2 separate regions of the Homo sapiens genome follow, and region 1 is linked to region 2. Evidence: chromatin contacts called from ENCODE Hi-C data. All regions are on one chromosome and are shown on one strand. Each heading gives the region's core, a stretch centred on a gene start or an enhancer-like site at or near the end of the contact. The rest is flanking DNA. Distances are from core to core; before and after follow the strand shown.

Region 1 (6,620 bases), core at 4,059-6,558, 2.8 Mb after region 2:
GCACATATATTTTGATTCCTTGCTTTAACCAACTTTTTGAATTAACTAACAAATGGTCCTAATCATGTGGAGTATGTAAGAGGGTCTCCACCACACTCTAACATCATTCCTTCCACCAAGCAGCTCCCAAAGGCTCCATGCCACTTTCTTCCACTCTCTGACCATCCCTGAAAGAGGAAAGGAGCAAACTGAAAACTACATGTATCCAATAATGAGTTATCCATCAAAGGAAGGAATGTGAGATTTTTTTTTTTTTTTTTTTTTTTTTGAGACACAGTCTCACTCTGTCACCCAGGCTGGAGTGCAGTCGCACCATCTCAGCTCACTGCAACCTCCACCTCCCTGGCTCAAGCAATCCTCCCACCTCAGCCTCCCAAGAAGCCGGGACCACAGGCACACGCTACCATGCCTGGCTATTTTTATATTCTTTTTAAAGATGGGGTTTTGCCACGTTGCCCAGGCTGGTCCCAAACTGCTGGGCTCAAGCAATCCACACACCTTGGCCTCCCAAAGTGCTGGCATTACAGATGTGGGTCATCACACCCAGCCAGGATTTAATTATTGTGTTCAACAAATTCTTATTGAGGACCTGCTATGTGCTAGACACTGCTCTGAACTCTTAAAGAGTCATCAATAAAACAGACAAAAAGCCTACCCTCATAGAAGCTATGTAATACTGTGTTTGAGGGTTATGTGGAAGAGACAATAAACACAACCAGGAAATTATATAGTATGACAGAAGGTGACAAATGCTATAAAGAAAACGGAGCAAGGTACAAGAATCAGACGTAGGGGAGTGCAGTTTTAAATAAAATAGGCACATCTTTTTAAGAAACTGACATTTAAAAAGCAAAGACTGGACGGAGACAACAAGCCATGCATGTATCTACAGGGTAACAGCCAGTGTAAAAAACAGCTCTGTTTCCTCCATGGCACTTGTCACCTTCTTGCCAGGAGAAGTAAACAGTATATAATTTCCTCATTGATTGTGTTTATTATCTCTTCCCCTTGCCCTCAAACATACACTATTACACAACTTCTATCAGGGCAGAGCTTTTCGTCTGTTTTGTTTATTGATGGAGCCTAAGCGTTTAGGGCAGTGTCTGATATGTAGCTGCCCTTAGGAAAACCATTGGAGCCAGAGAGAAGTAAGCAGAGGGATGATAGTAGCTAACCTTAGAGGTAAGGGGGAATGAGGAGAGTGGAAGTGTCCAGATTCTGCATGGCCTTAAGGACATAAGAACTTCAGCTTTCACTGTGCATAGAGAAAGTCACTGTAGCATTCTGAGAAGATAAGTAATATGATCCAGTTGTTGTGTTGGAAAGACTGCAGGGAGTTAGGGCAGAGGCAGGGAGATCAGTTAGGAGGCTAATTGCAGAAATCTAGGTAAGAGATAAGAATGGCTTGCACCAGGCTGGTGAGCAGTGGAAGCAGTAAGTACTGATTGGATTCTGGTTATATTTTCAAGATAAGACAGAGCACAGAATGCCAAGTGTGAAAGAAATAAGTCAGGGATGACTCCAACGTTTTTTTACCTGAATGTTTGATGGAAACATCAAACATCAAACATGTTTGAGGAAAAATACGGAAATTTAGTTGGAGTTGACTACTGCACATCCAAGTGGATAGGCCTAACAGCACATGTGGAAAGTCTGGGTTGGAGATATAAATATGGGAGCCATCAGCATATAGGTATTTAAAACCATGACACTGGATAAGATTGTCAGAGGAATATAAAAAGAAAAGTGAAACAAGGACTGAGCATGTCAAGTTTAAGAGTAGAAGATGTAAGATAGAATGAACAAAGCAATTAGGAAGGAGAAAGCCCAAAAAGCAGAATGTCCTGGAAGAAGAGTGCAAACAAATTACATTTAGTGTACAAATCACTTTGCTGAAACCAGATTTAAGTTACGGAAGAGTTCTTAATCTCCCTGTAGTAGCTAGGACGATTCGTAAAATACTAAATCATAACTTTTTTTAGGGTATGTCTTCTACATTTCCGAGGAATATTATATTTCCTATCAGAGTATCTACTAAAACTATTGTTAGAATTAAAAGTATATCTTGCCTATTTTCTTTTACATAAAACCAATTAAAAGCTTGTACCATTTTTTAAAAAAGAAAAATAGCCTAGTTTTCACTGCCACCTCTGTCAAAAACACATTTAAGCACAACAGCTCGGCACACAGTTGTAAACTGTCATTATTTCTCTTTCTCTAGACCTCAGATACAGAAGGTTAAATTAAACCCCTTAGTTCACAGCACATAAGGTTCTTCCCCTTAATGTTTAATTTTCTATTTATAGAGGAGGGAAAAAGGCTTATATTCTCATCTAGACCAATATTTTCCCAGTGATTTGAAAATAAATTACATTTTTTGATTGGGACAAAGTCATGTTCACAGGAACTGAAAGAGGAAGCAATGAAATGCAATTCTCTTTGAGCATGAGTGATCACCAATGTCACTTCTAGAGAAATAGTTACTTGCTTGTATCCTCTAAGTATACTCTGGATTTACCTTCAAAGTCACTAAAAACAGTACAGAGAACAAGCAGGTCATAAGGTGTATTCTCAAATATATGAACGATCTTGCAAAGCACGATTTTTCTCATTTCCTTATTACATATTAGGTCAGATTCCCAAGAGAACCAAAACCTTCCTAGAACCACTTAAGTTCATTAACAATTTAATATTTTAACAAAGTATTGGAGATCTTTCAGGTTAAAACTTCATTTGCTATAAAAATTATAGGCATACAATTAAAAACACATGTTCCATTCAAGTTAAGAAATTAACTTACACATAGGAAATGTATAAGACACATTCAACTTTTAAAAAAACAATTATGATTCAGTATTCTACGTGTCATCTTAACCATGACAGGCTGATTAAGAACTTTTAACCATAACTTAACATTCAAGTTAAGAACTTAAGAACAGTGACAATCTTAATATGGGTTCTTTAGAAGTCTCAAAAAGGTTTTCACGTCTTAGGCTCTTTTAAAAAGCCATATTGACTGATATTAAAAATATAATTATTAAAACGATCTCCCTACCAAAAGCAGATTAAAGCCTATAAACTAGAAGGGAGACTGAAGTGAGGCATTTTTAGGGACAAACACAACATCAAACAGAAGAGACTACTGGTATTAAAAGAATACAGAAAGATCTAAATTGGAAACAAAATCGTAAATGTCTCTTCATAATGCTGACGCTGAATCATTAAGAGTTAAATACTTGATATTCTTTATAATTTTCAAGTATTAAGAAAATTTTTCAATAGATCTTGTTATATTTTCAAATTCATTATCAGCCTCAAGTAAATCAAGTAGAACACCTTATTCTCTAAGCTCACTTGATAAGGTATTGTTATGTCTGATGAAGGCTACAAAATTAGAAGAGACATTTGAAACTCAATGTTGGGGTGGGAGGGAAACTCATGAACAGACCCAGCTATTTCAGGTTAGATCCTTAAACTAAAAAAAAAGGAAAAAGGAAAAAAAAAAAGAGCCTTTTTTATCAGGCAGCACATCAAATATGAAAGTCTACTGCAAGGCATGTCTACCCAAAATACTCAAGAGTAATTTAGTGTTATTCTTGGGATCATTATCCCAAGTCTCACCAGCTTGGGATCATTATCCCAAGTCTCACCAGCAATTGCTTCGGACCAAACTGGAGACACTGTTGCCATTAGCCTGCTAGGTAAGCTAAGGAAAACAAATGCAACCTAATTTAGCAAAAATTCTAACTTTAAGTCAACTCCTATACAATTCAGAACCTTTAGTTCACCGAAGATGCTTATCTTTAGCTGGGCTGGCCATGAGTGTCTACATTTCTCAAGGCTTTCCACAAAGTCATCACACACACACACACCTTAACAGTTAACTTCAACCGTAGCTCTTTACTCAAGGCTTTCCACAAAGTCATCACACACACACACTCACACACACACACACACCTTAACAGTTAACTTCAACCGTAGCTCTTTAAGCACTACTAACTTAAATAGCGGCTAAGGAATCCGTTTGCCAACACAGTTCTGAATTTAGATTCCTCCTTCCTCCCACAGGAAAGAAGGGCCAACACTGAACAGCTTACTTTCAACCTAACCTAGTCAAGGTGCAACTGGGGCCGGCTGGGACGCCGCTGCCCGCGTCCGGGGCTGCCCACATCTAGTGCACCCAGCGCCTTCACCGCCAGCATGCGGGGCTGCACATCCCACACCAGACGTATGGCTGAGAGCCAGACGACTTCTCTAGACTTCCCGCGTAGTTTTCCGGCGAGGTCCCCAAGGCCAAAAATCTCACTTTTGGAAACTGAAGGGGTCAGGCCGAATCGCTAGGACACACCCCTCGGGGACAGGAAGGGATAACTTCGCCGGTGTCGAGAGTGGTCCATGGATTTTTCCAAAGTCCCCCCTCATGCTGCTTTCCGTGCCCAACCGCCTCCCGCCCTGACCTGGGGACTCGCAAAGGGCAGCGGGAGGGGCGCCGGGGAAGGGGGCGAGCGCCCAGACCGCCGGAGGCAGCGGCGAGGACTGGAACTCCAGCATGGCGTAAGTGTGGCCCAGCTCCGGCCCGGGGACGCCGCCGGAGACGCGCTGCCTCCGTCCACCGGCCGAGGAGGCGGTAATCCGCCTTCCCTCCCGGGGGCCCTCAGGCTTGGCTAAAAATAGGTGCCTCGGTCACCCCAGGGCCCGCTCGGGTCGACCTCGCCTTCGGGAGAGTCGTCCTTGGGGAGGGTGGGGGGTGTCCCTCGGCCGCGCCCCGGGTGCCGCGACAGAGCCGGGGTCGGGCCCAGAGCGGCCCCGCGAGGCCGAGGAGGTCCCTCCGAGCCCGCCCCCTGCGGCGTCCCGGCCCCAACAAGAGCCCCGCGGCGGCAACCGGATGCCCGAGGCCTACCCAGCGGGCGGCGTCCGGGCCCCGCGGCCGCGCCCCCCCGCCCGGCGCGGCCCTCCCGCCTGCCCCAGGACCCCGCGGCCGGCGCCGCCTCCCCCCGCGCTCCCCGCCGCCGGCGCCCGTCCCGGTGCGGCCTGCTCTCCCTCACCCTGTGCGGCCGGGAAAGGAGACCGGGAAGACGCGGCGGCGCCGGCACTACAGCCCGGGCCGCCCGCTCCGAGGCGCCGCCGCCGCCGCCGCCGCCGCCGCAGTCGCTCAGGTGCCGTCGCGCCGCTCGGCAGGAAACGGGCGGCTTCGGGGCGGGGCGGGGCGGACCCGGCACGTCCTGGCGTCTGGGCCGGCGGCGCCGGGAGACCGGCCCCTTAAAGGGACAGCCGCCGGCCCGCCTCTGCCTCCGCGCGCCTGCCCACGCGCTCCGGTACTCGCTGCTCGCGGCTGGCCGGCTCGGGATTCCGGGCTTTCTTCCCGAGACCGCGTCCCCCAGCTGGGCCGAAGGTGGACGCTCAGGGGCTGGAGGCTCAGCGGAATCCCCTGCGTTCAGTAGCCCCGCTCTCCCCTGTCCCGAAGGTTGGTCTCGTCTCGCGCGGCCCTCCCTCCAGGGCACCACCTGGCTCCCCACGCCTTTTAACTTCAGCAAACGGCACTAGATTTACCCCCTGACTATCCCAGATTTCCCCCAGAAATTACTGGAAAACGACATCCCCCGTCCCTTTCTCCAGGGGATCTCTCTGAAATCTCCTTCGGGCAACGCTAGCTACAAACGGAGAAAGAAATTAGAAAGCGACCCAAATAATGGTCGGGCGCGGTGGTTCACGCCTGTAACCCCAGTACTTTGGGAGGCCAAGGCAGGCGGATCACCTGAGGTCAGGAGTTCGAGACCAGCCTGGCCAACATATAGTAAAACCCGTCTCTGCCAAAAAAAGTACAAAAAATTAGCTGGGCATAGTGGCGCACGCCTGTAGCCCCAGCTACTTGGGAAGCTGAGACAGGAGAATCGCAGGAATCTAGGAGGCGGAGGTTGCAGTGAGCCGAGATCTCGCCACTGCACTCCAGCCTGGGCGAGAGAGTAAGACTCTCCGTTTCTCTCAAAAAAAAAAAAAAAAAAAGGAAAGAAAAGAAAGCGACCCAAATGAGTTGTGTGCAAACATTATGAAAGTGTTGTGACTGCCAGCTGGTAGCCATTTATGAAGCCGGGGTAAAAATCTAGAAACTGCTGCGCGAGGAGGGATGGGCCCGGATCTCTCCTTATTCGTTTGCTCTTTGCTGAAAGGATGGCAGCGATCCTCCCCGTCCACTGGCAAGTGAGTTTCGTGTGGATTGTTTACCGATGATCAATCTCTCACAGGAGGCCAGGCACTGCCCCACTACATGTACAAAACACTCCAAGCTGTCCGCAAATGTTATGAAGGCTTAAAATAATCCTAACGATTCCAGACTGTGGATAGAGATAGAAAAAATTAGGACTCACCACCACCACCTCGCCCTACATCTGACAAAGTGGGAACAGAAGCAGTTAAGGAATGAACAGCAGAACCGTTTCTACACCAACAGAATTTCCTGTACATGGGCTGGTTAAAAGTATCCATACTTTTTATTCTAATCATTTCTAAGTTTTCTAGAGCACCTCCAAAATACAAATGAAAACTGCGCAGTGTATAGTGGCCTGAGATATTGAGAATTCTGCCAGTCTTCAGTCACCGTGTTCTCCACAGATGCATTGTCT
Region 2 (7,366 bases), core at 3,487-5,986:
CGATCGAAAAGGACAAGGAACAAATTAAGTGATTAAGTAATAATATAATCCTCATAATCCCAAACCCACAGCCAACATCATACTGAACGGGCAAAAGTTGAACACATTCCCCCTAAGAACTAGAACAAGACAAGGATGCCCACTCTTACCACTCTTTTCAATACAGTAGTGGAAGTCCCAGCCAGAGCAATCAGACAGAGAAAGAAAGAAAAGGCATCCAAAAAGTAAAAGGAAGTCCAATTACCTCTGTTCACTGATGACATGGTCCTATACCTAGAAAACCCTAAAGATTCCTACAAAATGCCCCTAGATCTGATAAATGACTTAAGTAAAGTTTCAGGATACAAAATCAACGTACAAAAATCAGTAGCGTTTCTATACACTAATAACATTCAAGCTGAGAATGAAATCAAGAACTCAATGCCATTTACAACAGCGGCACACAAAAAATAAAATTCCTAGGAATACATTTAATCAAGAAGGTGAAAGATCTCTACAAGGAGAACTATAAAACACTGATGAAAAAAATCACAGATGACACAAATAAGTGGAAAACATTCCATGCTCATGAATTAGAAAAATCAATATCGTTAAAATGACCATACTGCCCAAAGCCATCTACAGATTCAATGCAATTCCTATTCAATTACCAACATCATTTTTCACAGAATTAGAAAAAACTATTTTAAAATTCATATGGAGCCAGACACGGTGGCTCACGCCTGTAATCCCAACACTTTAGGAGGCTGAGGTAGGCAGATCACTTGAGGTCAGGAGTTTGAGACCAGTCTGGTCAAGATGGTGAAACCCTGTCTCTACAAAAAAAAAATAGAAAAATTAGCTGGGTGTGGTGGTGTGCACCTGTAATCCCAGCTACTCAGGAGGCTGAGGCAGGACAATTGCTTGAACCCGGGAGCTGGAGGTTGCAGTGAGCTGAGATTACGCCACTGCACCCCAGCCTGGACAACAGAGGGAGACTCCGTCTCAAAAAAAAAATTTATAAACATATCTAATACTAAACCTCTGCAATAGGTTGGTAATAACAAGATAACCTTCACCATTGCAAACCTTATTCTGGATTTTATAGCTTCTAGTGATAGCTTAATTTGGGAAGAAAAACTAATTTAAAATGAAAATAATAAAAACTATAAGACTACGTAATAAATGTTTAAAAATAAATTCTACCCTTAAGAAGAAAATTCTGACACATACTACAACATGGATGAACCTTTAAAACATTATGCTAAGTGAAATAAGCCAGTCACAAAAGGTCAAATACTATATGATTCTACTTATATAACGTACCTAGGGTAGTCAAATTCATAGAGACAAAAAGTAGGATGCCCAGGGCTGAGGGGATGAAAAATGAGCAGTTAGTGTTTAATGGGTAGAGTTGGGAGAGATGACAAAGCTCTGGATATGAAAGGTGATGATGATTGTACAACAATGTGAATGTACTTACTGTCACAGAACTGTACATTTTAAAGTAGTAAACTTTATGTTATGTATATGTTGTCACAATTTAAAAAAATCAATATTATTCTTTTACCTTTTTGCTTGTTGTTCTCTTCTATTTTATCCAAAGGCAACACTTGCACTGCAACGTCTTTAGAAAAATCCTTTGGGATATGAAAGGAAGAAATAGGCTAAATAAACTTCATGATTTATTATTTATCAAGAACCGTTTACTAGCTATGTGACTACTGTGTTCTGGGAGGGCAGGACTGTGTATTTCATATTCTTCATTTCCATCATCATGCAATTCTGATGTACCTTAAAGCTACTCAAAGATTTGTTGAATGGGTGAGTAATACACTATCAGACAAGTGAATGAATGAGTAAATGAACCAGCAAGCAAATGTAGCACTGAGATTCAGACTCAAACCAGTTTGCCACTTGTAGCAGAGCAAGTCATTTAACATCTCAGTTGCTTCAGTGAAATGTGAAAATCTGACTCACTGTGAGTCAAATGGAGTAGATAAGGATGGCACAACATCACGAAGATCACCCATTTATTCTCAATTATACAATAACAGTGTATCCATACATTTGAGAAGTTTAGATATCATTAAATAAGGCCTGCTTAAAAAAAAAAAAGACAAAACAACAAAAAAACACTCCAAAGTCTAGGCATTTACTTAGGGATCAAGTACAGCAAATAATTATACATTTTATTGTGAGCTTTTGACAAAATTGTCATATAGTCTCAATTGAATTATTAGTTTGCCAGCTTCAATTTTCAAAATAGCATATTGTGAAACTCTCATTATACAGACTTATTAAACTGACAATACATAGGTCAACACTATGATTAGCCGTCAAAGTCTGATTAGATCTCATAACCAAAACATTGTATTTATCAAATACTTTCGGCATTATAAAGTTAAGATGATAATTTCATGTTATTCTTAAAGAACCTCCCTTCTAAGAAAACCAAAACCATTCTCACAAGTGTTAGAATGACATGCAAGCACACCTCACATTAAAGAAAAATTGTACTGTTAGTTGTTCCTTTTCTTTTACCTAAGAACATGTTAAGTCTCTGGGCAAGAACACCTTTTCCCTGAATAGTAAGAGAGTTTCTTTTCAGTTATCCTATCTCTTTCAGCGGCCATTATCTTACTAATAGGTATTTTTGATTCTAGGGAAGGCCTTTTGTTTAATGTCTCAAACACCATTCAAAGTCACAATTGTAGTATATAAAACATTTGTTTTGGTAAGTGATATTTAAATAAAAACAAGGCATGCTGCTAATCAAACATAATTTAAGAATGCATTATTTGACAATACTGAAAATTTTAACGTGAGCATAATTAAGAATCCTTTTGCTTACACTTTCTGACACCATGGGATTTTCTAATAGAGGCTGGTAACAATTTCTAGCAGAAGTTAAGTCTGATGAACCTAACAAAACAAAGGAATAGATTTTAGTGATTTTAAAATCAGATCCTTAGCTTTAGAAACTGTATATGCATGATTCAAGATCTATAAACTCCATATAACGCAGAAGTTGGAAAGACAATTTGCATGCAAAAAAAGTTAAGAAAATGTATTTAAACATATCTGAATGAAAGTTTTTACAGTTGATATTTGGGAAAATAAGGTTCGGTACTGACAATAAAGTGAGATTAAGCACGAAACATTTTAAAATATAACCATACACTATTGGATGTGGACAAACTATGGGTAGAAATATGTATACGATGTAAAGGTCTAATTTAACAGCAGTACTATTTGAGTGTCACCGCTGTATCCCCCAAAGAACAGCATTACAAAAGCGTTTTGCTGTTTTTGCTCACATATTCATTAATTTAATCCTCACAATTAGCAGCGAAGTGGGTAAAGCATATGTTATCCTTATTTTCACTGAGCTCTAGACAGATTAAGTGAATTGGAATATAGAAGCCATCAATTGGCAGAAGTCCTGCTTTTCCCACTATGAAAAGAAAGTAGTGAATTAGGTAAAAAGCACTACTTTGGGGGAAAACTATAAAAAACACTACGTGGGGGAAAATAAAGCACATTATACAAGTTAAGTGTATCCACCATAAATATAAAAAAAAAAATATGCAAAAGTCAATGCAAAAAAAAAAAAAAAAAGCACAACAGGGGACGTTAAAGTTTCATTCATTCCATCTATTCAAACATTTTATAGGCTTCCTGGCCATTTTCCCGGGAAACAGGGTCAGTTTTCAAACATCTGTACAAACTAGACTTATATCTTACGTTTGGGAATTTAAACAAATAAGGACTAAAGATTTACTAAACTAAAACTGGTTGAAAAACTACATGGAATCACATACCACGTGATGTTCCATTCAAACTAGTCCCCGTTCCAACAGGAAGACGTTTATTTGCAGACAATGCCGGAGGAACACAGGGCAACTCATCTTTCAGCAAAACCAAATGATCTCCATGATTTTGAGAAACTACCTCACGAAGTCTCTTCACTGGCATCTTAATCTTTTTTTTCTTCTCCAAGCTGACCTCAGAGCCTTTCATATTGTTGGTCACAAAACAAGTCCCACACTTAAGGACGGAAAAACTTTCTCTGTTTCCTTAAGACTTCAGAACAAAATTTTCACCTCTTTGCAATAACTGTTTTTAAAATGTCGAACATCCACAAAGCTGAAAATCTAAATTCTGATATTGAATCCAGGATTAGAGCTGACTATAAAGTCATATTTACCCATTAATCCCACTCAGTCTATTAATACACCACGCCAAAATGTGAAAGTGGGGATGACAAGAGAATGGCCACAGGAGCAACAATAACCATAACAGTGCACTCCCCAACCCCAGAGCTGGTAGGGCAAAACCAAACACATGTAGTGGCGGGCTTAAAATTTGTTGAGAAGAGGCAGTCAAGCAAATAAAAGCGAAATGCTATTTTTAAAATAATGACCCACATAAGAAGCGTAATAGCTTTCTTCAGCCACAGAGTCTTACACACCCCTCCAGATGCAATCGTCGGAAACATAAATTCACCCCTACGTATCTCCAGAACGCCCGAGACCCGCACCGTCGTGGGTGTAATCTGACAACAGCGTCAGTTGCCCGCAGGTCAACACCCACTTCCCTTCAAACCCGCCCTTGAGACACAACACGCATGCGCGCCAAGAAACTCACCCAAAACATCCAACCAGAAAGCTAAGCGCTCTCTGGTGCTCTTCCATTCCTCTCCGGGTGGAAACAAACTCCGGACATAACAGGGGTTTATTTATTTATTTATTTTAAGGTAGCACATTGCCGCACAAGACCGCTCTACAGTCTCATCCAAGACTTGAAGAGCTCCCGACTTGTAATACTACTTGTGTTTACCAGGGACTGTTGACACTGCTTCGCTTCCGAAGACCGTTAGGGACGTGGGATTAGGTAAATTAGGCTTCCAAGAAGTTTCGACAGATTCGGGTCATTATTGGAGAGGAAGTCGGGAATAGAAAGCGTTGTCTAAGCAGAAAATAACCGAAGTTAATCCTTAGGAGATTTTAGAATTCGCTGATGGTACCTGCTTTTTCTTCTAGATTTCCTCGCGTTATAACGAATCGGCGTCTAAGGGTTTAAGTGTCACTTGACATTACTGCTCCCACGTGTTCTTTCCCATCTGGCGGCCGCGGCTCCTGTCCAGACCCTGACCCTCCCTCCCAAGGCTCAACCGTCCCCCAACAACCCCCAGCCTTGTACTGATGTCGGATGCGAGAGCCTGTGCTTAAGTATGGTGTCTGTTCTCTGCCGTGAGAATCCGGGGTTCCCGGACGGGGGGTGGCAGGCTACGCTCCAGGAAAGTGGCGGGGTCTCCCGAGGAGGCCGCCGCACGTACCTGGAGCAGTGGGGGGTGCGAAGCGGGACAGCGCTTCGCCGGGTCGGGTGCAGACCTTCCTGGAGATGGTGTCACCTGGGCGAGGGTAGGAACTTTAGGCCCTGAGCCACCCCCAACCCGGATCTGGGGAGTCGGGGTCCTGTTTTGGGACACTGAATTAGACTATAAGGTATTTACGATGTGACCTTGAGCTGCCCGGGGGAAGATCCTCCTTTAAATGAAAATCGTCTTTAGACATAATACCAGGTCTAACACCCCTTCCCTGATCTGCTCATTTCCCAGGATGCGCTACTTAGAGCTTTCCCTTTACGCCTTACTGGAGGCTTTAGAATAATCAAAGCAGAAAATGTAATCCGATCTAAAAGCTAAATAACTAATTTTATTTCTTTTACATCTCGGCAGTCTACCTTCATAGAAGTCTAGACTTAAAATGGACTTTAAAGTCTGAGCGCGGTGGCTCACGCCTGTAATCCCAGCACTTTGGGAGGCCAAGGCGGGCGGATCACGAGATCAGGAGTTCGAGACCAGCCTGGCCAGCAAGGTGAAACCCCGCCTCTACTGAAAATACAAAAAATTAACTGGGCATGGTGGCGCGCGCCTGTAGTCCCAGCTACTCAGGAGGCTGAGGCAAGAGAATTGCTTGAACCCGGCAGGTGGAGGTTGCAGTGAGCTGAGATCGCGCCATTGTGCTCCAGCCTGAGTGACAGATCAAGACTGTCTTAAAAAAAAAAGAAAAAAAAAGACTTTAAGGGCTCAGCGTTAAAGACCCTTTTAATTATTATTTTTTTGTAACTTGCTGAGTTTCTCTAATGAGTTTTGTGTTGTTTTTTGAGACAAAGTCTCACTCTGTGGCACAGGCTGGAGTGCAGTGGCGCGATCTTGGCTCACTGCAACCTCCGCCTCCCAGGTTCAAGCGATTCTTCTGCCTCAGGCCTCCTGAGTAGCTGGATTACAGGCGCCCGCCACCACGCCCAGCTAATTTTTTTTGTATTTTTATTAGAGACGGGGTTTCACCATGTTGGCCAGGTTGGTCTCGAACTCCTGACTTGATTCACCCGCCTCGGCCTACCAAAGTGCTAGTATTACAAGCGTGAGCCACCGCACGTGGCCATTATTTTTTATTTTAGTTACATTTTCTCTTCGTAATTGGGCTCATAGGTGGTACTTGTTTGTTCACAATTTATTGTATATTATGAGTGTACTGAAAGAACTACAATGTCAGAGTCGCCAGAGACCTTGGAGATAGTTTAACTCTTACCTTCTAGGTGAAACTTATGTGAAAGAAACAGTGACCTAAGATCTGAGTGTAGGCACTCTGAATTATTAAAATGACAACTTAATTTGGATCTTACAGCTCTTTGTCATTACTCTTTAGTTCCTTTCCCTCTTTTTTTTTTTTTTTCCAGAGACAGGGCCTTGCTCTGTCATGATCATAGCTCCCTGAAGCCTTCAACTCCTGAGCTCAGGCAATCCTCCTGTCTCAGCCTCCTGAGTAGCTAGGACTACAAGCACTTGCCACCACGCTGGCTAATTTTTTACTTTTTTGTAGAAACTAGGTCTCGCCTTATTGCCCAGGCTTATTTTCTCAGCTCACTGCAACCTCTGCCTCCTGGGTTCAAGTGATTCTTCTGCCTCAGCCTCCCAAATAGCTGGGATTATAGGCACCCGCCACTCTGCCCAGATAATTTTTGTGTTTTTAGTAAAGATGGGGTTTCACCATGTTGGCCAGGCTGGTCTGGAACTCCTGACCGCACGTGATCTGCCCACCTCAGCCTCCCAAAGTGCTGGGATTACAGGCGTGAACCATCATGCCTGGCCTTATTTTCTCACTCTAAATCAGCCCTCTCAACCCCTTTTCTTTATGACTGACACTTTTGAAAAGACCAGCCAGGTTGTCTTACAAATTGTTCCATGTTGTAGATTTTCCTAATTATTCCCTCATGATTAGAGCCATATCAAACTTTGGCCAGAATACCACATAGGTGATGCTGTCTTACTGCATCCCACCAAGAAATACCTAATGTTGGCACCCATGTTTGTGATGCT

What was found. Hi-C counts contacts between places; a loop is a spot of excess contacts on that map. Pooled maps may share reads with other maps.
Region 1: a loop to region 2 is called in a map of CD8-positive, alpha-beta T cell, with 17 times the contacts of the local background. The contact joins the promoter of KTN1-AS1 here to the promoter of TIMM9 in region 2. A Hi-C loop is called at or near these places in 2 of 168 maps with a recorded cell type or tissue (CD8-positive, alpha-beta T cell and naive thymus-derived CD4-positive, alpha-beta T cell) and 10 of 50 pooled maps.

What each region holds. Positions count from the first base shown.
Region 1 is chr14:55,578,780-55,585,399 of GRCh38, reverse strand. It overlaps KTN1-AS1 (KTN1 antisense RNA 1), which reads left to right and starts at 5,308. Exons shown (of 3, transcript NR_027123.1): 1 at 5,308-5,464. KTN1 (kinectin 1) reads right to left here and starts at 5,193. Exons shown (of 44, transcript NM_001079521.2): 1 at 5,046-5,193. RefSeq lists silencers at 3,875-4,169, 4,349-4,988, 5,049-5,308 and enhancers at 5,749-5,838, 5,849-5,968.
Region 2 is chr14:58,424,901-58,432,266 of GRCh38, reverse strand. It overlaps TIMM9 (translocase of inner mitochondrial membrane 9), which reads left to right and starts at 4,736. Exons shown (of 6, transcript NM_012460.4): 1 at 4,736-4,875; 2 at 5,025-5,213. It overlaps KIAA0586, which reads right to left and starts at 4,548. Exons shown (of 31, transcript NM_001329943.3): 1 at 3,804-4,548; 2 at 2,834-2,904; 3 at 1,550-1,619. The coding sequence starts at 4,002. RefSeq lists enhancers at 4,277-4,466, 4,537-4,586, 5,601-6,544.